Linked DNA regions of Homo sapiens: region 2 is linked to region 1. Evidence: read pairs that join two places in POLR2A ChIA-PET (ENCODE). Cell type or tissue: PC-9. All regions are shown on one strand. Links, peaks and the distances in the headings refer to the core of each region. The heading gives the core; the rest is flanking DNA. Region 1 overlaps LOC105370148 (a long non-coding RNA gene). Region 2 has its middle 5.9 kb from the start of LINC00398.

Region 1 (10,642 bases), core at 1,035-3,534:
CATATTTGTTTTAGAGAATAAGAAGGACCTCAAAATTGGAAGCAGAAACAGACCACTTCCAAAGAACAATAAAACAAAAATGCAAAATTAAGAAAAGCCCAAACAAAAATGCCATTCAAAGAGATAATATGCAGTAGATATAAAAAACTATGCCAGGCTTCCTTGAAAGGAGGAAGAGATGGGCAAAGGAGGGGATATGCAGATAGAGTAATATACATGAAAGTGCATATGACTTTGAATTTCTGGTATCAACCAGTATGGCAGTCTTCTCTATAACCAGCATAATGCCAGGGTCTGGAGGGTTACAGAAGTAGTATAAAACTTGTTCTAAATCAAGATGTGTTTTGTCACTTCTCTGCAATGCTGGGGCATCATGAATACTCAATTATCTGAAATCTTGTCCGTTTGAACCTTTTTCAATATTTGCTTACCAAAAGATTTTTGTTTTCTTCTTATATATTAACCTGAAAATGTATCTTTTAAACCTTAATTGGTTCTGCTAAAACCTATTTTGTCCTTATTTTAAGTTATAATAGAATGATCATCTAAAAATAGGAATGCATGGGGAAATCACGCAGGGAGCAGAGACTTATAAAAAGGTACACCTAGAAATAAGGTAAGTATGTTTTGTCTGGTAGGACATGGAAAAGATATGTAAAATGATGTTTCTTTTAGCCTAAAAAGGATCATATTTTGTAATAAATGTGGCAGACAAAAACTCAATGTGTAGGAAAATGTTCATGTCTGCCCCCAAACTCACTGTGAGCCACTTTGCCACTGGAACACCGTGCTCAGGCACACTGGCCCCCTACCCCACATCAAGGTGTTCCTTTATTCCCCTGCCTAGAAAATTCTTCCTCAGGCTCCTGGCTAGGCCAGTTCCTCATCCTTCAAGGCTCTATTGAATTCTTCACCATCTGTAGAGAAGGTTTCTGAATGCCCACCCAGTAAGCACATTACCCTTCCCCAAAGTACACCCAGTTCTTGTCCAGTTAAGGAGAAGCTGGTGCCAGCCCGAATGCGGAGGGTGGTCACTGTTTGGCTTAGGCCAATCAGCACATCCTATTCCCCTTGGCCACAGTCGTTGGTTCCAGGATGGTCAGGTGACCTAGGCAGCCCAATCAGGGTGACTTTCAGGGCTATGGTTTAGAATGCCTGGGTATGAGGGTATTTCTCTGCCCCTTTCCATCCCTTTCCTTCCACTCCCTCCATCTTCTTCTTCCTCCAGGCGCTGTTGTGTGAGGTTATGAGGCCCAGAACCATTACAACAACCTTACTATCATCCTGAAAAGGAAATGACACATGGAAGTGGATAGAACTAAGAAAATTAAGTTGGAGCCTAGGGCTGAAGTCAGTCTTGAGACCCACCCTACCTCTAGATTTAAGTTATGCCAGCCATACATTTCCTCACCACTTAAGCCAACTTGAATTGGGGTTTCTGTTACTTGCTACCCAAAGCAAGTAACCTCCTCAGGAAGGTCTTTCATGACCATATTACCTAAAGCACCTCCTGGTTCACTCTCTGTTGTTATCCACTGATTTCCTTCACAACATGTACCACACTCTATACTACAACATATAGCTGCAGTGATCTTGGGGTGTGTGTGTGTGTGTGTGTGTGTGTGTGTGTTAGGTACTTCCCTTCTTTGATTGTCTGACCCAGAGGGCAGTGATTGTTTTTCTTCTTTATAGTGCATTATAGATGCTCAATCAATATTTGTTGAATAGTTGAATGAAAAAACAAACTTATTGGGAAATGCTTTTCTCTAATGCAGAGTTTCTCAGCCTTGGCACTGTTGACATTTTGGGCTGGATAGTCATCGTGTGGGCTGTCCTGCACCCTGAATAATTAACTGCATCCATGGCCACATCCTACTAGTTGCCAGCAGCAGTGTCCTGCTCTTCCTCCCGCACCCCCCACACCCCCACCACCTCACCCCTGGCCCAATTGCAACAACCGAAAATGTCTCCAGACATTGCCGAATGTCACCAATGGACAAAGTTGTCCCTGGTTAAGAGCAGTAGCTTTGATTTAAGCCTAATACAAAAAGGGCAGAGTCTCAGAATGTGTTTGAAAGAAAATAGAGCACTGTTTGATTTCTGAGCCACAGAGGCTAAGAGATGGGAGAACGGTAACCCAGATCTGAATGAGTCAGACAACTCCAACCTGTATTAGGTTACAAGAGGAGGGACACATCTCTCATTTGGCTACGAGACATGCCTGCTGTTGTACAAATGTGCACTGCCTATTCCAAGAAGGTAATATTGAACTGTGGTTGAAAGTATTTTTGTGATTATCAATTACTTCCTTCAGAAAGGTACATACAATTCACTGTTTTCCTTTGCCTTGGGTTTTTTTGTTTTTTTTTTCTGAGACAGAGGCTTGTTCTGTCACCCAGGCTGGAGTGCAGTGGTGCAATCTCAGCTCACTGGAATGTCCGCCTCCTGGGTTCAAGCGATTCTCCTGCCTCAGCCTCCTGAATAACTGGGATTACAGGCGCCTGCCACCGCACCTGGCTAATTTTTGTATTTTTAGTAGAAACAGGGGTTTCACCATCTTGACCAGGTTGGTCTTGAACGCCTGACCTCGTGATCCACCTGCCTCGGCCTCCCAAAGTGGTGGGATTACAGGTGTGAGCCACAGTGCCCAGCCACCTTGGCTTCTTTACTTATGAAATAATAATTAGAATGCCCACATAGTGACTGAAAATTATTAATTAATTCTTACATTCATGGTTACCTTAGTCATTCTATCATAGAAAGGAGAAAGAAAGTTAATATTTGGATAACCAGAATCATTGTTGCCCTACATAATATTCTGATTTTCCACCCTGAAAACTAAATTTATATACCAGAAATAGATTCCTCTTTTCTTCTTTCTTTTGTTTCTTCAGGCATGTGTGAAAAGAAGGAAAGGAAGGAAGAGTTAGTATCCTGTGTCTCTTCTATTCCAAATTATGATGAGGTCAGTTCAAAGTCCTTGTACATAAAGATGAGTCATTTCAGTACAGACTCTTTAGGTTTGCTGTGTTGAAAAAAAGCACCTTCATTTTGGTGGGAAAATAACTACAAATTGTTGGTGTATTTTTCTGTGTGTCAGAGGATTCTGAAACCAGGATGTGTCTGAGCTCTTGAGACATATTACAGATGCCCTCATGGGGTAGCTCATTAAGCTGTTGGAACCAAGGGTGCATTCAGTTCCCCTAAACTAATTAATAATCCACTAGGGAGGGTGGGAGTGGTAGAATAAAAAACATTTTGGGTACCTGTTTTTATTGAGCAAGTCATACTGTTCTTACCTCATTTGTGCCAAGTGAAATGAAATTCCTCCTTCCGGACACTTCGGAAGAACTCACTATCTGATTGCAAAGTTACATCTTGGCAAGGATGTATATAACCACTTGTCTAATGGTGGATGACTAGAATAATGTGGAAAGGAGAGACACAACTCAAAGCCATACAAATTACGGTTGCTTTATTTAATTCCTTGGCATCAATGGGAAAACAGCAAAAAGGGAATTTCTTGCCTATTCTGAAGGATGAGGCACTCAAATTATTCTACATGCCTTTCAGCTGCTTTCCACACCAGCAAACATGAGGTTAAAATATATTGAGAGGAAGGAATAAAGCATTGGAGAAGATGAGACTTCCTAGAAAAAAATTCAGTTACTCTTAGAAAGCTAATATTGCTGGCCAACAACACTGAAACCAGCTTTTTAAATTCTGAAATGTAAATTAGACCCAAAGAGTCTGTACTGAAATGACTCATCTTTATGTACAAGGACTTTGAATCGACCTCATCATAATTTGGAATAGAAAAGATACAGGATACTAACTATTCCTTCCTTTCTTTCTTTCTTTTCACATGTGCCTGAAGAAACGGTTACAATTCTGTTTTTCCTGAGGAAGTGTGTAATTTGTTACTTTCATTAAAGAAGCCCATTCTCCATAAATACGTTAGTCCACCTTATTTCCTGCTTACAAAGGCTCTCTTAGCCTTTCACCATTTAACAACTCTTTTTATATTTTGACAATATAAATGTTTTCCCCTTTGTCTCTGAAAAGAGGGAACAGGGTCAGCCCAAGACAAAAAGGCAGGAGAGTGTCTTGAGCTCCTTGTCCCTGCCATGTCTCCAGCCTCTGTCTCTCCCAGGCCCAGGCAGATAACCCGCCGGCTGGTGCCTCCCAACTCCCAAAGCTCCTTTCGCCTGGGTTCTGGTGTGCCATCCATGCTTACGCATCTCTCTGTGCCCAGTGCCCTGCACTAAGCCAGGTGTGTAGCCGGCCCTCACGCTGTTAGCTGCTGTTAAATGCCAGCACTCCGCCCCACCCAACTCTGTTGTGGCTCCTCCGACTGCCAGCACGGCTACGTCATCAAACAGGTGCTCCCAATCATTCCCGGTCATATGAAAAAACCAAGTCACATAGATTTAAGTTTCCACTCCCAGAATGGAGATATTTTTATTAAATAAGTTCCACTTAAATAAAACCAGTTTCCCTAGTTGGTTATATTAAAGGCTGCATAGGAAGATATCCAAGGGGCAGTCTAGGCATGGTGGCTCATACCTGTAATCCCAGCACTTTGGGAGGCCGAGGCAGACAGATCATGAGGTCAAGAGATCAAGACCATTCTGTCCAACACGGTGAAACCCCGTCTCTACTAAAAATACAAAAATTAGCTGGGCGTGGTGGCACACACCTGTAATCCCAGCTACTCAGGAGGCTGAGGCAGGAGAATCGCTTGAATCCGAAAGGCGGAGGTTGCAGTGAGCCGAGATTGTGCCACTGCACTCCAGCCTGGCAACAGAGCAAGACTCTGTCTCAAAAAAAAAAAAAAAGAAAAAAGAAGATAGCCAAGGGGCATATGGCTCTGTAGGACTCTGCCTTATATTACCGTGGTCAGACTGGCTGGGTGCATAAGAATCTTTGTGGCTCCCTCCCAACAGCTCCCCACTGCCCCCTCGACCCCGCAACTCCATTCCTCTTGAGAAGAAAGGGGAGTACTGCTCCGCGCTCCCTGCTCTGCTCAGCTGCCTCTGATTTCTGTCTGAGTTGTTCAAACTTTAGGGCTTGTTTATTGATTCCCCCAAGGGCTGTGAGCTCCCGAAGACTGTCCTTTCTCTTTTTATTTATAGGCCTTTGTTGAATGAATCAAAAATTGCTCCTTTCCTTTTCCTTCGTTTCTTCCTGCCTTCCTCCCTTTCTCTCTTCATCATTTATTAATCATTCACTGTTGGTCATGTCTCCTAAATGCCCCAGAATGAAAATCCCTGACCTACCTCTGCCAAGGTTTTTTTTTGTTTTTTGTTTTTTGTTTTTTTGTTTGTTTTTTTGTTTTGTTTTGTTTTGTTTTTTAAGATGGAGTCTCATTCTGTCGCCCAGTGGCACAATCTCGGCTCACTGCAACCTCCACCTCCCAGGTTCAAGCGATTCTCCTGCCTCAGCCTCCCAAGTAACTGGGACTATAGGCACGCGCCACCACGCCTGGCTAATTTTTTGTATTTTTAGTAGAGATGGGGTTTCACCATGTTAGCCAGGATGGTCTTGATCTCCTGACCTTGTCATCTGCCTGCCTCAGCCTCCCAAAGTGCTGGATTTCTAGGCGTGAGCCACCATGCCCAGCCCTCTGCCAAGGTTCTTAAGCCATACATGCATGTTCTCTTCCTATCTGATTTCTTTTTGGTCTGCCATGGCTAAGAGGCCTAACCAGCAAGAGGGAGCCAGGCCTTCTTACATCATCAGCTGCAAGAAAGTGAAAAAAGTGTCCTTCCCTGTTTGCTAGAACAAACAACAAACCATTCCTCCTTTTCCCCCACCTGGGACCTGCACTGGCCTTTCCAATGGGGAGGGCAACTCATTAGGAGGAGGAAATCCACTCTAGACTATCGCCTTTGGTGGCAGAGATGAATAACAAAGGTTTTTCTTCTCCTCTGGAGTAATGGAAGCTCGACCCTTACTACTGTGACCTATGGCATGTCCTTGAGGATCACATCTGTCTTTGAATAGACCCAGAACTCTTCCCTGGGGGCAGAGTACCATTGTCTGTTGTTGTGTGTAAGGAGATGTGAGGGTGCTTGGCAGGGATGGTGAGTGGGGACTATAACATTGAGGAATCCTGGGCTGTTCCCAAAGTGAGGCAGGAGAATAGAGTCTGCAGGCAGGGAACCTAAGGCCGATTTAGGCTGACTTCCTAGAACTAAATCAAAAGGAAAACCCCAACTTTGCAAACCCTCCCTCCTTTTCCTGCATAGCAGACAGAAAATTGAAAGTACCTCTGACTGGTTGCTTTCCACAACCAATCAGATGTTTGCATACGAATGTAACTTTGTAACTTTGCTTCAGCCTCTTGATTGCGGACCACTACTTCATTTGCATGGGGTGTAAACCAAGTGGCCAATGGGAAACCTCTAGAGTGTATTTAAACTCCAGAAAATTCTGGAACTGGGGCCTTGATCCCCTATGCTAAGACCCATTCCCACCATGTGGAGTGTACTTTTATTTTCAATAGATCTCTTGTTTTGGTGCTTCATTCTTTCCTTGTTTTGTTTGTGCATTTTGTCCAATTCTTTGTTCAAGATGTCAAAAACCTAGACACTCTCCACCAGTAACAAAAGGAGGAATCCAAGGACCTTATTGGCTTTTTGGAATAGCAGTAGGTCTCCATGATATTAATTAGGATAAAATAAAACCAACATGGCCAAACCTTTATGGTTTTAAATGTCCTTATAGATTACATAATGAAAATACCTATTAGCCTTTGACTTGAAATGTTTTATTCTAGCAAGTCACCTTCGCACTTTCCTCATATAGAGTGATCTGGATGAACTCCTACAATGTGGCAGCCGTTTGCTTTGTGCTGGAGATACCATGACGAACAGCCCACGTTCCTGCCTTCAGGAAACTGAAAGAGAACCAACTCTCAGAACTGCAGCAAGGTTAAGGGCCTTGGCAGCTGTACTGTGCATTTGGTATTATAGTAATAGTCACAAGACAACCCTCTAGACTGTGTGTGGAGTCAGGCAGAGCTGGGTATAAATCCTGGCATCTGCAACCTTTCTCGGGCAAACTGCCTAACTCTTCTAAAATCTTACCAGTAAGATGTGGGTAAGAAATTCTACCTTGGCCAGGTGCGGTGGCTCACGCCTGTAATCCCAGCACTTTGGGAGGCCGAGGCAGGTGGATCACCTGAGGTCAGGAGTTCAACACCAGCCTGGCCAACATGGCGAAACCCTGTCTCTACTAAAAATACAAAAATTAGCTGGGGGTGGTGGCGGGCGCCTGTAATCCCAGCTACTGGGGAGGCTGAGGCAGGAGAATCGCTTGAACCCAGGAGGTGGAGGTTGCAGTGAGCCGAGATCGCGCCACTGTACTCCAGCCTGGGCAACAAGAGTGAGACTCCATCTCGAAAAAAGAAAAAAAAAAAATCCTACCTCATTGTGGTATTGTGGGGACCAATTAATAAAGTAATATCACCTAAGCCAGATGTCTTCCATTAAAAGGGCACACAATAGCTGACAGCTATGGTTGTTATTGCTTTGATTACTAATGCTTGGTTACCTAAGACACTTCCGAGTCACTTCACTCCCTTCATAACCCTCTCCCAGGATTATGAAAGAGAACAGCAAAACTGTTTCCTTATCTTCATCTTTCATATTGTGCTGTTCATATTGCGTGACTGCCTAGATAATTGATAGTCCACAAATTTCAAAAAAACTACATATATCTGTGTGAATATCTTTGCAGATAATTCTAAATCAGAGAATCAGATTTTAGAGGGGAGGTCAAAATACCTCCATTCCATTGTGAAAAATTCATAAGAATATTCTGAATACCACAGATTTAAAATCTATCACTGTCCTAGAAAGGTTAACTTTCTTTTCTTTACCTTTATTTCTATGACATTGTTCTTTTGGCCCTGTCTCCAGTGTTATTTTATAACACGTTATATTTCTGCTTAGTGGATTGCTATAGTGATGTTGGTACATGTTCTAAAGGGATATATAGTATCATGCCCTAAATGGACTAGTCCACGCACCTTTGTTCAGCACTGGAAATTTCCCAAGTCTATTCATTCATCCATTCATGCAACAAATATTTCTGGAATTCCTCCCATGGAAAGCCATCATGTGAAAGTGTTACAGTTGATTCAAGGGTCATTGTCAACAATGAAAAATGTTTGCCTGCCTGCTGGGGCAAGAGACCTAAAGATGTATAATGCAGAAGATGACAAGGAGCTGTAGGGGAAGCCAAGGGCTTAGGGGCCAGAGTGGGCTGTGTTCAGATCTCACCTCTCTCACTTTAACTGTGTGACTCTGGGAAAAAGTTTAAGCTGTCTGAACTTCATCATTTTCATCTTCAAAATGTAGATCTTCCATCATTCATTCAACAACCATGTTGACTTTGTGCTAGGTATATCTCCCTGTCATTGATTTATGCTCTCTTGTTAAATTCTCACTACAGTTCTCTAAGGCATCTAGACAGTAGTTCCTCAACAGGTGCTATTTTATCGACCCCGTACTTTTAATGAACATATCAATTCAATGAACTTTGCACGCCTGCTATGGGCCATACCGTGAGCCAGGAGACATATGGCCTTAAGAAAAAAAAGAGTTAAAAACTGTGCCTCAAGCTTCTCAGTCTGGTTGAGGACACACCCATAAACATAATTATCCAATGGAATCGTTATAATGACAGCTCTGTGAACAGAAAATTTTTGGACACAGCAGTGGGACACGTAGCTCACCTGGGCCAAGGATGTTGGAAGGGGGAATAAGGTGGGTGACGCCTGAGCTAAAGTGAGTAGGATGGAGGAAGAGGACTCCATTTCTCTGCCAGAGTATGCAAATACAGAGGAGACGAACAAATACATATGCGGATTAGGTTAGCGATTCTGAAGTACAAGGCTCAAAATAAGGAATGAGCAACAATGATGTAATAGGTGAGCCCAGCTCAGAAAGGCACATACTAAAGACGTGTTTCCAGGTAGTCTCTGAGTACTAAAAGATTGGTAAGTGTTCCAGGGACCTTTTTGCAGTAGCAATGGCTCCCCAGGATATTCATCATGACAAAATAAAACGAATATGGCCACACCTTCATGTTCTTAAATAGATTCTTACATCATGAAAACACCTATCGACTTGTAATTTTTTTCTAACTAGTCAGTTCTTCCTCAGACAGAATAATCTGGATGAGCCTAATTCCTCTGGCTAGGACTTTTAAAATCATGTTGGCACTGGGGCTTGTTCCTATAGCTGGTTGGTACAACCTTCTAATAATACCAAGATGGTGTTTTGTGTCGCTGACTGCTCCTAGAAGAGGGTGACCCACTGCCCCCCAACTTGGGCCACTCACTGTACCACTGACTCAAACCCAATTCAATGGCCACCCCAAGCAGGACCAGGGATGAGATTTGACCGACTGCAGACCCAGAACCACCACAGCTAGAAAAGCAGTATAACCATGAAAAAGAAATTTCTGCCAAAACATCTGTGGGCTAAGATTACACACAAGTATGTTTGAGACTAGGGGAGTCGAAACATAAATAAACTGTAGAAAGGAGCATGCTAGTGCAGAGAGTGGGACTCCTAGAAATGTGAATTTATTCTCTTTGCCACCCAGGGGAGCCAGAGACTCATGAAAATCTTACACAAGCTGTCAAAGTTACGAACCAGGGCAGGGAAAAACAGTATATTAGTTTGGATTTTTGCAGTTGCAGGCAACAACAACAAAAAAATCAGCCAACCAACAAAACAAAAATGGGAATTTACTGATCCACATAATTTGGAAGTTTTAGGGGGCATCTAGTTTAGGCTCAGCCATATCCAGGAGCTCAAGTGACATCCTCAGGACTTTCTCTCTGCCCATCTCTCAGCTAAACTCTGCTCTGCGTTGCTTCCCTTCTCAGATGGGCCTTCCTTATGTAGGGGCAAAGGCAGACCTTGCAGCTCCAGAGTAACATAGTTCTTACCGTAAGAAAGTCACAAAGAGACTGGGCATGGTGGCTCATGCCTGTAATCCCAGCACTTTGGGAGGCCGAGGTGGCAGATCACTTGAGGTCAGGAGTTCAAGACCAGCCTGGCCAACATGGTGAAACCCCATCTGCTAAAAACACAAAAATTAGCTGGGCATGGTGGTGCATGCCTGTAATCCGAGCTACTTGGGAGGCTGAGGCAGAAGAATCACTTGAACCTGGGAGGTGGAGGTTGCAGTGAGCCAAGATTGTGCCACTGCACTTCAGCCTGGGCTACAGAGGGAGACTATGTCTCAAAAAAAAAAAAAAAGTAGAAGAAGGGAAGAGAAGAGCCAGTGAGTGTGACCTGGTACCTGAAGTCACTGTGCAGAGCTATCTGCCCAAGCTACTGGTGAGGATGATGGAGAATCAAACCACCAGGCCCCCAGCATTACTGCAGAATGGGCAGGGATGGTGCCTCACAGACATGCCAGGCAGGCAGAAAAAATAACGCCCATGACAGCTGGCGAGAAGGGATTTTCACTTACTGAGCACCTCAGCACAGTGCTGGGTGCCATGAATGTCTTACATCACCTCCCAAGGTTCCTCTTAGATAGGTACCTTCTATTATCATCCCCATTCTGCAAATGAAAGTAAGGCTCAGTTGGATTAAATAACTTCCCTGAGGACAAC
Region 2 (10,642 bases), core at 3,510-6,009, 370 kb before region 1:
ATGCAGTTTTGATTTTCAAGGTAGGCCAGCAGGATTCTTGGAGGGAACACGCCCCCCAACCCCCCATCTGAATCTGCCTGAGAGCTAACAAGTGCCAATGTGGCCAGATGAATGTGTGCTGCGCTATTTGTGATGGAGGTCCCCAGAGAGCCTTTGTGCTCTAGATCTTTATTGGAACACCCAGTAAATATTGGACTCAGGCTCCCCATTGTTTTAGTGTAGGGCTTAAATGCAGTCTCCTTCAGGCTGTCAATGTACCTTTGACCAAATTGCAGCTTGCATTCCCATACCAAATGTGGTTTCGCAGAACCCCAGCTCACTCTAACAGAACCAGCTGGGACCAGAGAGGGTCCTGGTTTGCTCTTTGTGTGCACAGCTGATTTCTCAAAGCACTAACTCACTTTTCTCTGTACATAAAGATGACACTGGGGACACCTGTCATCAGGGATCGGGGCATCAGCTGCACCCAGTCAGGCACCCACTCACCCACGTGAGACTTTCAAAGCCAGCTGGCTAAGGCTTGGGAGGTACCCCCAGGGCAAAAGGACAGCTTGTCGTTGAGTGAAGTGAACCGCCTTTAACATTTTTATAGGTTATAGCCTGCCTAGGCAGCAGCAACCAGCTATTTGATAACCAAGGGGGTGACCAGATTTCTACTGGCCAGATAACCAGAAAACTAAGGCTTCTGCATTACACCGCTTCATAAGAGAAAATAAGCATTTTAGCTACAGGGAAGCCCTGTTGTTTTTGAAAGCTGGAGGAGGTCCTCCTGCTGGCCATGGGCTTGGCTGGCCGTGGGCTAGGCTGACTCACAGTCAGAGAGCAGCCTTTGTGGCTGAGCTCAGCGGAACTCAGCGGACACCCGCACGGTGGCCCAGGGCCAGCAATAAACAAGTCAGGGCTGCTCCTGGCGCTCAGGAATCTGGGGTCAATTAGGGATCAATGGTGCCAGAGGATTTAAAACAATTGCAACCAGCCAGGCAGGCTCAGGCTGTATCAACAGTGAAATGCAGAATGTGCAGATACAATTGTACTATCCCTAAATTAAATTAACGTTCTACCCCTCGGCAAGGCATTTTTCTTAATAAGTGGGATTGCTCCTGGCCAAGCTTTAACCACTAGGGATGGCAATGACCGATGACCTAACTCGTCACTTAACCTTGGCCAAGGACACCAAAACCCTAGTCATTAGGGGACCCATCTGTGAACCTCTGTTGAACAATGAAGTCAAACCTAATCTGATTTCACCCACACCTTACATTTTTAAGCTGCAAATTTCCACAATTCTCTGACTGACAAGAACATGAGGTCTATTTGATAACCAAGGGCAATGACAGGATTTCTTTTGGCCAGATAACCAGAAAACGTAAGGCTTCTGTATTACATCGCTTCGTGAGAGAAAATAGGCATTTTAGCTCATCATTTCCTCTTGTCATTTCTCATTGTTGTGCCTACCTGGCACAATGTTAACTCTATAGAAAGGCTGACTTTTTAAAATTTTTGTGGGTACACAGTAGGTGTATATATTTATGGGTTACATGAGATATTTTGATACAGGAATGTCATACATAACAATCACAGCAGGGTAAATAGGGTATCCATCACCTCAAGTATTTATCCTTTGTGTTTCAAACAATCCAATTATATTCTTTTAATTATTTTAAAATGTATAATTAAATTATGTTTTACTATAGTCACCCTGTTGTGCTAGCAAATGCTAGGTCTTATTTCTTCTTTCTTTGTACCCATGAAAGGTTGAATTTTTAACTGCGGGCATCAGTGACTGCTAAGGATCCAGCAGAGAGGGCAGTTTGACTCAAAGAGGTGAAAAAAATCAGTGGGGTCTTTTGATCATCAGGAATCAGAAGCAACTGGAGGCAGGGACCCGGAAACCCAGGCAGGGCCACTCAGGAGAATGACAGAACCCTTCCAGGCCTCCATGCATGACAAGCTGGTATGCACACCATTTGGTTGGCTTCCTGGGTCAGAATGGGTCCTTTGTGTCCCTTCTACCATCTTTGACAGAACTGCCTTTGGTCCCCAGGCTCCAGCAATGTGGTCTGAATGGGGGTTGTCTCCCTTTCTGTGTCTCCACCTCTCTGGCCATAGTCCCCTTGAGGGAGGACACCAACCCAGTCACGGCTGATCAGGGTCTCTCCCTGAGATTTATTTGTGCTACTGCTGGTGGGGAAGAAATGTTTCTTTTTTGGCTGGGCGCAGTGGCTCATGCCTTTAATCCCAGCACTTTGGGAGGCCGAAGGAGGTGGATCACCTGAGGTCAGGAGTTTGAGACCAGCCTAACCAACATGGTGAAACCCCATTTCTACTAAATACAAAAGATTAGCCAGTCATGGTGGCACATGTCTGTAATCCTAGTTACTTGGGAGGCTGAGGCAGCTGAGGCAGGAGAATTGCTTGAACCTGGGAGGTGGAGGTTGCAGTGAGCCGCAATTGTGCCATTGTACTCCAGCCTGGGCAACAAGAGTGCAACTCCATCAAAAAAAAAAAAAAAAGAAAGAAAGAAAAGAAATGTTCCTTTTTGGAGGAGGAAGAAGAACCTCGAAGCTGCTGGTGGTCAGATTGTGTGACTGCTGGGGAAAAGGGTCCACAACCCTTTGGTGAGAATGAAGCCAAAATACAGAGAGAAGCATATGGCAGACAAGCTGGAATGTTCGGTCCAAACAGTGGCTCCCGAGGCTAGAGTACCCCCACCAGCATGAACCACTGAACCAATGAGCTTGCTTCTCTTCTTGTCCAAGTTCATGCAGCGTTTCTTGATATGACACTTGGTAATGATTTCTTAGCATTCTATATGTCATGTTACTATTATTTCTGCTGTACAATTTTGGGTACATTTTGGCAGCTAAGTACTCATTCAGATCAGCAGCTCTCCACACGTCAGGTTGGCTTGGGAAGCAAGCTTGGAAGACCAGGACGAAGGGTAGGCATAGACTTTGAGGCAAGCTTCGTAGACTATCATAGGGGTTTGCTTCTTACTATCAGAATTCAGCACTGACTCATTTATAAACCAGGAGCAAAAGAAGTGTTATTTTGATTTGCACTTGTTGAAACATTGATTATTTACCAGGAAAGGCTATAGGCAGCAAAGAGAGATCAACCTGAGATGACTTCATAATCTTTGTGACTACAGGGTTTGTCTTCTTTTGGGGGGTTCACAACCATTAACTTCCATTTCCAATGAAGAGTAGGATTTACACCAGATCAAATATCCCTGTTCTTTCCTATCTATCTATAAACCTAAATTGAGTTCAACACATACATAACACCTGAGCATGTGCTATGCTGGAGACCTAAAGGCAGCTCCTGGTCTTACAGACAGACCCATTGGTATTCCTAGTTGATTTCATCCTATTAGTTGAAAACCCTTCAGCAGACCCCACAAGGGCACTCAGAATACAGTTGTTGCTAGAAGTAGCTCTCAAGGTCCTATGTGATCTTCCGCACCACGCATGATCGCCCTCACCTCCCCTGGTGCCCAGTGGGAGCTCTGTGCTCTCTCCCTCCCCACACTCTTGTCCTCTGTGAGGATAGGGTCACACCCAGAAGCTTCTTTCCTCAGCCCCACCCCAACTATCTATACCCTACTCACCCGTGAGGGTCCCACTCCAGTCCCTCTTTCTTAAAACCTTCCCCAAGTCCAGCTCTTATACATCTTTCTGGCAGAATTTCCATAACATTTGTTTTTGAACTCTCTCAGAAAGGGACTTCTGTGATTATTTTAAACTGTAACCTTGCTGGGCACAATGTCTGCTCCTGTAACCCCAACATTTTGGAAGGCCAAAGTGGGCGGATTGCTTAAAGCCAGGAGTTGGAGACCTGCCTGGGCAACAAAGCAAAGCATCTCTACAAAGAATAATAATAAATTACTGGTTTTGATGGTGTACACCTATAGTCCCAGCTACTTGGAAGGCTGAGGCAAGAGGATCACTTGAGCTCAGGACTCTAAGGCTACAGTGAGTGAGTTATGATTGAGCTGTGATTGTGCCACTGCACTCCAGCCTGGGTGACAGAGTGAGACCCTGCCCCTAAAATAAATAAATAAGATAAACTTTAAAACAACACTGTAGGCTCATCATGTATCTGGTTATTCCTATCCAGACTCCTGGAGCCTGGCAGTGGCCGTGTCATGTGTAGGGTGTCCCATGAGTGGCAGGAAGGGCTGTTCAGGGAGCAGGGGGAGAATGCTGAGGATGGCAGGGGCACAGAGGAAGGGGAGGTGACCTCCATCTCTGCTGTAATCAGCTTCCTGGGTTCTGTTTACTGTAGGCAGCACAGCCCCTTCATCCTGTGTTGTTCTACTTTCTTTTTCTCTGCTGTCTTTCCATTCCCATGGGTTTTAATAAATACATACCTTGAGACGTGACAGAATCTATTTCCCCAATGGGCATCTATGAGGCATCAGGATGTGGTTTAGCGTCTGACCTAGTGGTGGCACCCAAAGGCATTCCCTGCAAACACAAGCCTCCTCCCTGGTCTCAAGGATCTCAATCTCTGGGCGATGTTGCTGGCAGGGCATCAGGGTTTTAAAATGGTGATATCAACTCTCTTTTTTCATAGCTACATTTCCCAACTCTGGCTTCATTCCCTAGTTCTGACACCGAGTAGCTGTAGAACTCTGAGCAGACCATTTAACCTCTCTGAGCCTTTGTTTCTTGGTGACAATAACAGTCTCTTCTTTGGCTGTTACCAGGATTAAAAGCTTCAGTGAACGTAAAGTTCCTAGCCCAGTGCCTGGAGCTTAACGGGCACACAAAAAATGTGCCAACTGCCTGCACAGGGAAATTCTGCCCAAGGGAAGCTTTAATTACAGTTGCTTTCTCTTTCTCCCAATTCAAGGATTTGCTTCCAAGACAATTAACAGACCACAGAATTCTGCTACCTATCAGCCACTGGTCGCCAACAGACTCCCAATGTTGGCACAAACACCGTCTCTCGAAGCTGGGACACTTAGACAGGTGCCAGCTTGTGGCTCCATGGCTCCCGGTGCATCCGGATCTGTGACAGTTACACAAGACGTGTGCTTAAATATTTACCATGCTCAGAGTCTCCCCAGCACGGTGGGGCTCAGAAGAAAATCCAAGAAGCAAGGCGGCTCTGGCATCATCCGCTCCTAGCTTGGTGGAGCATATGTCTTGATGGGAGGTATCGTCAACAGACTGGGCGACCTGTTGCTTTAAAAGATGAACAATAACGATCTCCTCTCAGACTCAGGAACAAATACTAGGCATATCAGATTGCTTGTGAGACTTAGGCAATTAGAATGGTTCTGTGATATCATTCCCCTGAGGGTCCAGGAACTCCCCTAAGTTCCCAGTGTGGGTGCACAGTGTGAAACGCTGGAGGAGGGGAGAAGCAGCAGACATGTTTCAGCACCACCTACGCGTCTGACATGAGCTTTTGTTATCTCATTCACGCTGCAGGAACATTGTCTCCATTATCATTATGATTGTTTCTACTTTACAGATAGGGAAACCAGCTCAGAGAAGGTGAGTAATGGACCCGAGGTCACACAGCTGTGAGACGCAGGGCCAGGATTTGGCTCCAGCTACTAGCCTGTAGCAGCATGGGCATGGCCCAGTGGAAAGACTAACACAAAGATGAACATCCCAGCACCCTTCCAAAAGGCTCTCCAAAGAGATGGGTCCCACAAAGGTGCAACAGTCTCCAAGATTCCCTGACCTCACTGTACAGCCAGAGGTTGGGAATTCCTTCCCTTAAGTCAGCCCTGATCCTGGTGCCCCCCTGTACATTTCTCCCACTGACAACTGCTCAGGGAGGTTCCTCGCCAGGGATGTAAACAGGACAGGGTCAGACCCCAAGTGCCAAGTAGGTAGCCAAGGGGGACAGAGGCCCTGTCTAGGGTACCTGAAACACACTATGGAGGGGCTGGTGGAGAGATTCTACTCTCCACTTGGATCTTACGCAGGAGCAAGGAGGTAAAAAGAGTGACCACACACACTAGATTTCACAGTCAGTAAGGACTGAAACCTCTGATCTGCTGACTGGCTTCACCAGGAGGGATATCCTGGGAGTCCCAGGCAGCCACTGGCAGCACCCCTGCTGTGGAACCCAGGATTCCTGCACCTGAAAGGGGAGTCTTCTGGGACCACTCCTGGAGCCCAGGAGGGCTGCACGTGTCAGGGGCCCACAGACAGGTGAAGAAACCCTTTAAGCCTCTTTCCTCGAGTGAAGGCCGACCTCCCCCACTCCCCGGCATTAGACATTCTGGTTTTGCAGGAGCTGCTGATGGTGGCGGTAGTAGGGGGAGAGTCTACATTTCGAATGAGCTTCCCTTCCTGGTGGTCTTGGTACAAGTCTGTGGGTGTATTTTGAAAACTGCTGCTTTCCCTCCAACACAGCTTCCCTTGCTGTCTCCTTGGACTGCAGCAGCGTTTCTTACAGCCACGTGGCATCTCAGGGAATTCTCTGGAAGATGAGGCTACACCGAAGTCAAGAGGCGTCTTTGCTGGGCTCACTGTTGAGCTGTGGAGGGCCTGTAAGGCCCCAGAGGAGGCCGTTCCTTGGACTCTGTGCAGGGAAACTTCTCTTGACTAGAAATACACCTGTCTTCTCCGCCCAAAGCCCAAAGTGGGTGGCCTGGGCTTGCAAAGAGACGAGCAGGCTCAGGGCAGGATGGCTCCCTGCAGCTCTATGGCCTCGAATGGGGTAAGGGACTCCCTGGAGGCCTGAGTAATTTGGGCACTGGGAAAACAGGGTCCTCTATTTCTAGTTTTCCTGTCCAGAGCACCCCAGGGCTGTGTGCCTGGCCTTGTGGGGGCCGTGACCCTGACCCTGGCTCTCCCTAAGGTGACCACTCACCCTAGAAACACCCTAGAAACTCACCCTAGAAGATTTGCTAAACAGCAACAGTTTAGCTAATCTTCACATCTTTGAAGGTACAAAAGTCCCATGTGGGGCCTCGGGTCAGAGAACTGCCACAAACAGCCCGTGAATTCATTAATCCTTCCCCAGCCTCTCGGTTTGGCTGCATTCCTTCATGTATCCATTCAACACATAGCACTGAGCATCTACTGTGTTTGGATTTTGGGGGAATCTTTGGGTAGCTTCAGCTACTAGGACAAAGAACACCGCCCCCTGAGATATACATGCCTGGACGATGAATCCTGTGCGTCTACACAACATTTCTGAATGTTCTGAAAAGGAAAAATAATAATAAACAAATGTGTGAGGTAGTGATTAAGATATTCACAATATTTCCCTTTAAAACAGGAAAGTCTGACAGCTAAAGAGGAGAAACGTCTTTGCTGTCCCCCCGACTCCCACTTCAATTTAGACTCCTGATTGCTTTCTTGATCTTTCAGGGTTATAACCGCGATCTCAATGACTAATAGAAAACTCCATTAGGCTCCGTCTTTATGAAGGGAATTAATGACTTCGTAAATTTAGTGCTTCGTAAACATAGGAGGGGGAGCACTTCCCTCAGGCTTGACGATTCCCTGGCAGGGAGGGAGGCTGGATAGGAAAGGAAACGCTTCCAGCCTGCTGAGAGGCCTCCTCACCCAAGCATTCTCTGCTGCTCCTTAGAAAGCCAGGCCCCACAAGGCTTAGGTGCGCCAAGATCCTGAAAAAGAAGTCAACGCGAAGGCACGAGAGCTGGGAGCCAGGGAGAAAGAGATGCGTCCGCCGACTTGAAAAAAAATACCAACTGGTGAAATTTTCAAATATAAATGCAGATTTTAATTACAAATGTGTGTCCTTGGCAAGTCCAGCTTTTGTCCTGGATTAGAGAAATCTGTTGTTCAGACAGGCCAAACCCACAGACGAATTATATTCTTTGTTCTTTCAAGCTTTTTAGGCCTGGCCAATGACATAAAATCTTTCAGGGGGAAAAACACCAAACTCTCAGGACACACATTCAGAAGGCAGCATAGGGAAGGAGAGGCTGTAGGATCGAGGTCTTGGGTTTCCTTGCTGGAATGAATGAGGCAAGTTATTTCTACTTGAAGGAGGGGAGGTGGGTGGAAGAGGAAAGGGAAGGGCTCATTTTATAGAATAATGGCATTTCCAGGGGCTTCTGCAAAGAAGTTTTCCTGGTCCACTGATGCTTTCTGCTTCAAAACTGCCCTTCTTCAGAGACCAGCCATGTCTGCTCAGCCCCTCTCTCCTTGAGAATACCACAGCAACAGTTTAGCAAATTTTCAAAGACTGATGTCTTTGAAAATACATCAGTCCCATCTGGGGCCTCAGAACTGCCATGAACAGACCCAATGAATTCATTAATTCTTCCCCAGCCTCTTGGTTTGGCTTCATTAATTCATTCAATAGATAGCACTGAGCACCTACCATGTCTGGATTTTGGGGGCAATCTTTGAGTTTCAGGAATTGAGGCCTTCGAGAAGTCTCTCAATACTTGTAATAGCAAGAGCAGCCACATATATTACTTAGGGGATAGACGATTATTTCCTTTCCTTCCTTCCTTCCTTCCTTCCTTCCTTCCTTCCTTCCTTCCTTCCTTCCTTCCTTCCTGTCTTTCTGTCTTTCTTTCCTTTTTCTCTTTCTCTCTTTCTTTCTTTTTTTTCTGAGACAGGGTGTTGCTCTGTCTTCCAGGCTAGAGTGCAGTGGCACGATTTTGGCTCACTGCAGCCTCCACCTCCTGGGCTCAAGCAATTCTCCTGCCTCAACCTCCAGAGTAGCTGGAACTACAGATTCACACCACCATGCCTGGCTAATTTTTGTCTTTTTGGTAAAGACGGGGTTTCACCATGTTGGCCAGGCTGGTCTCAATCTCCTGACTTCAAGTGATCAGCCTGCCTCGGCCTGGCAAAGTGCTGGGATTCCAGGCATGGGCCACCACGCCTGGCGATAGATGAATTTTTGAGTGACCCTGCCGTGACTTTCTCCTTGTTCCTTGATAGGTTTTGAAAGCACCAGCCAGACTAATGAAATGGTATTGCTGGTTTGCAATACTCTTGATGGAAAAAAGTTTAAATCTGTACCTCCCTCCTTTTTTTTTCAATCAGCCACCTAAGTTCTCTAATAAATTAATATACACTTTCTGAAATTAGAAAATAAAAAAAGAAGGCTTTGTGTATTACATGCAAAAGAGAAAAGTCTAGAAGATACTAGTCAGAGGTGTCTGAGTCAAAGGTTAATCAAAATTAAAGGAAATAGTAAAGAAGTAGTATAGGAAAATGTCACCACTTGGGAAGGCTGGCAGAGAATTTTAAAATCCTCTTTTCCACAAAAGATTACAGGTAACACACATTCATGAGTCCTTTGACCCAATGCAAGGTCACAGAGAGAATGTATCTGACACCTATTTTATTTGTGTTCTGCTCTATTCCAAAAAGGACTTAAGGTGGTTTGAAGAGGAGGAGACATAAAATAAAAGTTAAATATGTACTAAAAGCCTGAGCAAAAAAGAAAGGAAAGAAAAGAGTGGCAACATAAAATAGAGGCTGGAACAAGGTGAGGGAAATTAAAAGCACACCGTGCAGGTTGATATGGTTCCTTCCTGTGGGCCGTGAGTTTGGCTCTAGGAGTTAACTGGGAAAGGGAAACAGATGAATATTAAACATAAAAGCAGATCGATTGCTTAGGAGACCACTATTTTTGGAATCCAGGAATGGTAGGCCTTTCTCCTGCAGGCCTTTCCCCACCATCTGTATAATGTACTAAGCCACAGCCCTAATAGCATAATAGCATCCTGTATCTGATGTGGCCTCAAGCGGTTCAGAATTTGGAACTGTGGATCTGCTTAGGACTTCAGTTTCCTTGTTTCATAATCTGCTCCCGAATACCCCATATCTGGGCATATTCTTATTTGATTCAGGTCTGCTGTGGTCCAGATCTGTAAGACTCTGCCCTGCAAACAGACAGTATAGAAAATATCATCAGTGACCATATTATTTAACCTCCACATTATCACCCACATCCTCATGAGTGTGAGGGTCCAAATGGTACTGATAAGAAAAGTTAGTAAGAGGCAAGGTCACCTGCAGTGTCTGGGGTAACAGACACCACATCTCTGCAAGCCCCAGCCTTCAGCCTGCCAGGTGGAGGGGCAGACTCCATCTGATCTCAGAAAATTTGAGAACCGTCCAGGCACAGTGGCTCACACCTTTAATTCCAGCACTTTGGGAGGCCAAGGCTGGTGAATCACTTGAGGTCAGGAGTTTGAGACGAGCCTGGCCAACATGGCGAAACCCCGTCTCCACTAAAAATACAAAAATTATCCGGGCATGGTGGCACGCACCTGTAGTCACAGCTTCTCGGAGGCTGAGGCAGGAGAATTGCTTGAATCCTGGAAGCGGAAGTTGCAGTGAACTGAAATCATACCACCGCACTCCAGCCTGTGTGACAGAAACAGACTCTGTCTCAAAAAAAAAAAAAAATTGAGAACCTTCCCAGGGCCCACCTACAGTTGACTCTTGAGTAATGAAGGCTTTAGGGGTGCCAATCCCCACACAGTTTAAAATCTATATACAACTTTTGACTCCCCCAAACTGAACTACTAATAGCCTACTGTTGACTGGAAGCCTTATTGATAACATAAATAGTCGATTCACACATATTTTGTATGTTAATGTATTATATACTATATTCTTACAATAAAGTAAGCTAAAGAAAAGAAATTGTTATTTAAAAAATCATAAGGAAG

Evidence for each region. Peaks named below come from ENCODE experiments on the same cell type or tissue, not always from the same donor. Only the 100,000 strongest peaks of a DNase experiment are listed, where the experiment ranks them.
Region 2: POLR2A ChIA-PET joins it to region 1 with 6 read pairs; 3 of 35 experiments call an interaction of 5 or more read pairs at or near these places.

Annotation. Positions count from the first base shown.
Region 1 is chr13:31,164,627-31,175,268 of GRCh38, forward strand. It overlaps LOC105370148 (a long non-coding RNA gene), which reads left to right. Exons shown (of 3, transcript XR_941825.3): 2 at 528-616; 3 at 6,811-7,143. Among named protein-coding and RNA genes, the nearest start is that of HSPH1, 8.0 kb to the left of the region's middle. In PC-9, for the core only: no CTCF peak of the experiment used is centred there; a DNase peak (open chromatin) is centred at 2,175.
Region 2 is chr13:30,791,939-30,802,580 of GRCh38, forward strand. No RefSeq gene overlaps it. Among named protein-coding and RNA genes, the nearest start is that of LINC00398, 5.9 kb to the right of the region's middle. RefSeq lists enhancers at 1-1,816, 694-988, 742-1,258, 6,666-7,865 and a silencer at 694-988. In PC-9, for the core only: CTCF peaks have their summits at 4,479 and 4,739; a DNase peak (open chromatin) is centred at 4,453; H3K4me3 peaks cover 1,599 bases; H3K27ac peaks cover 2,067 bases.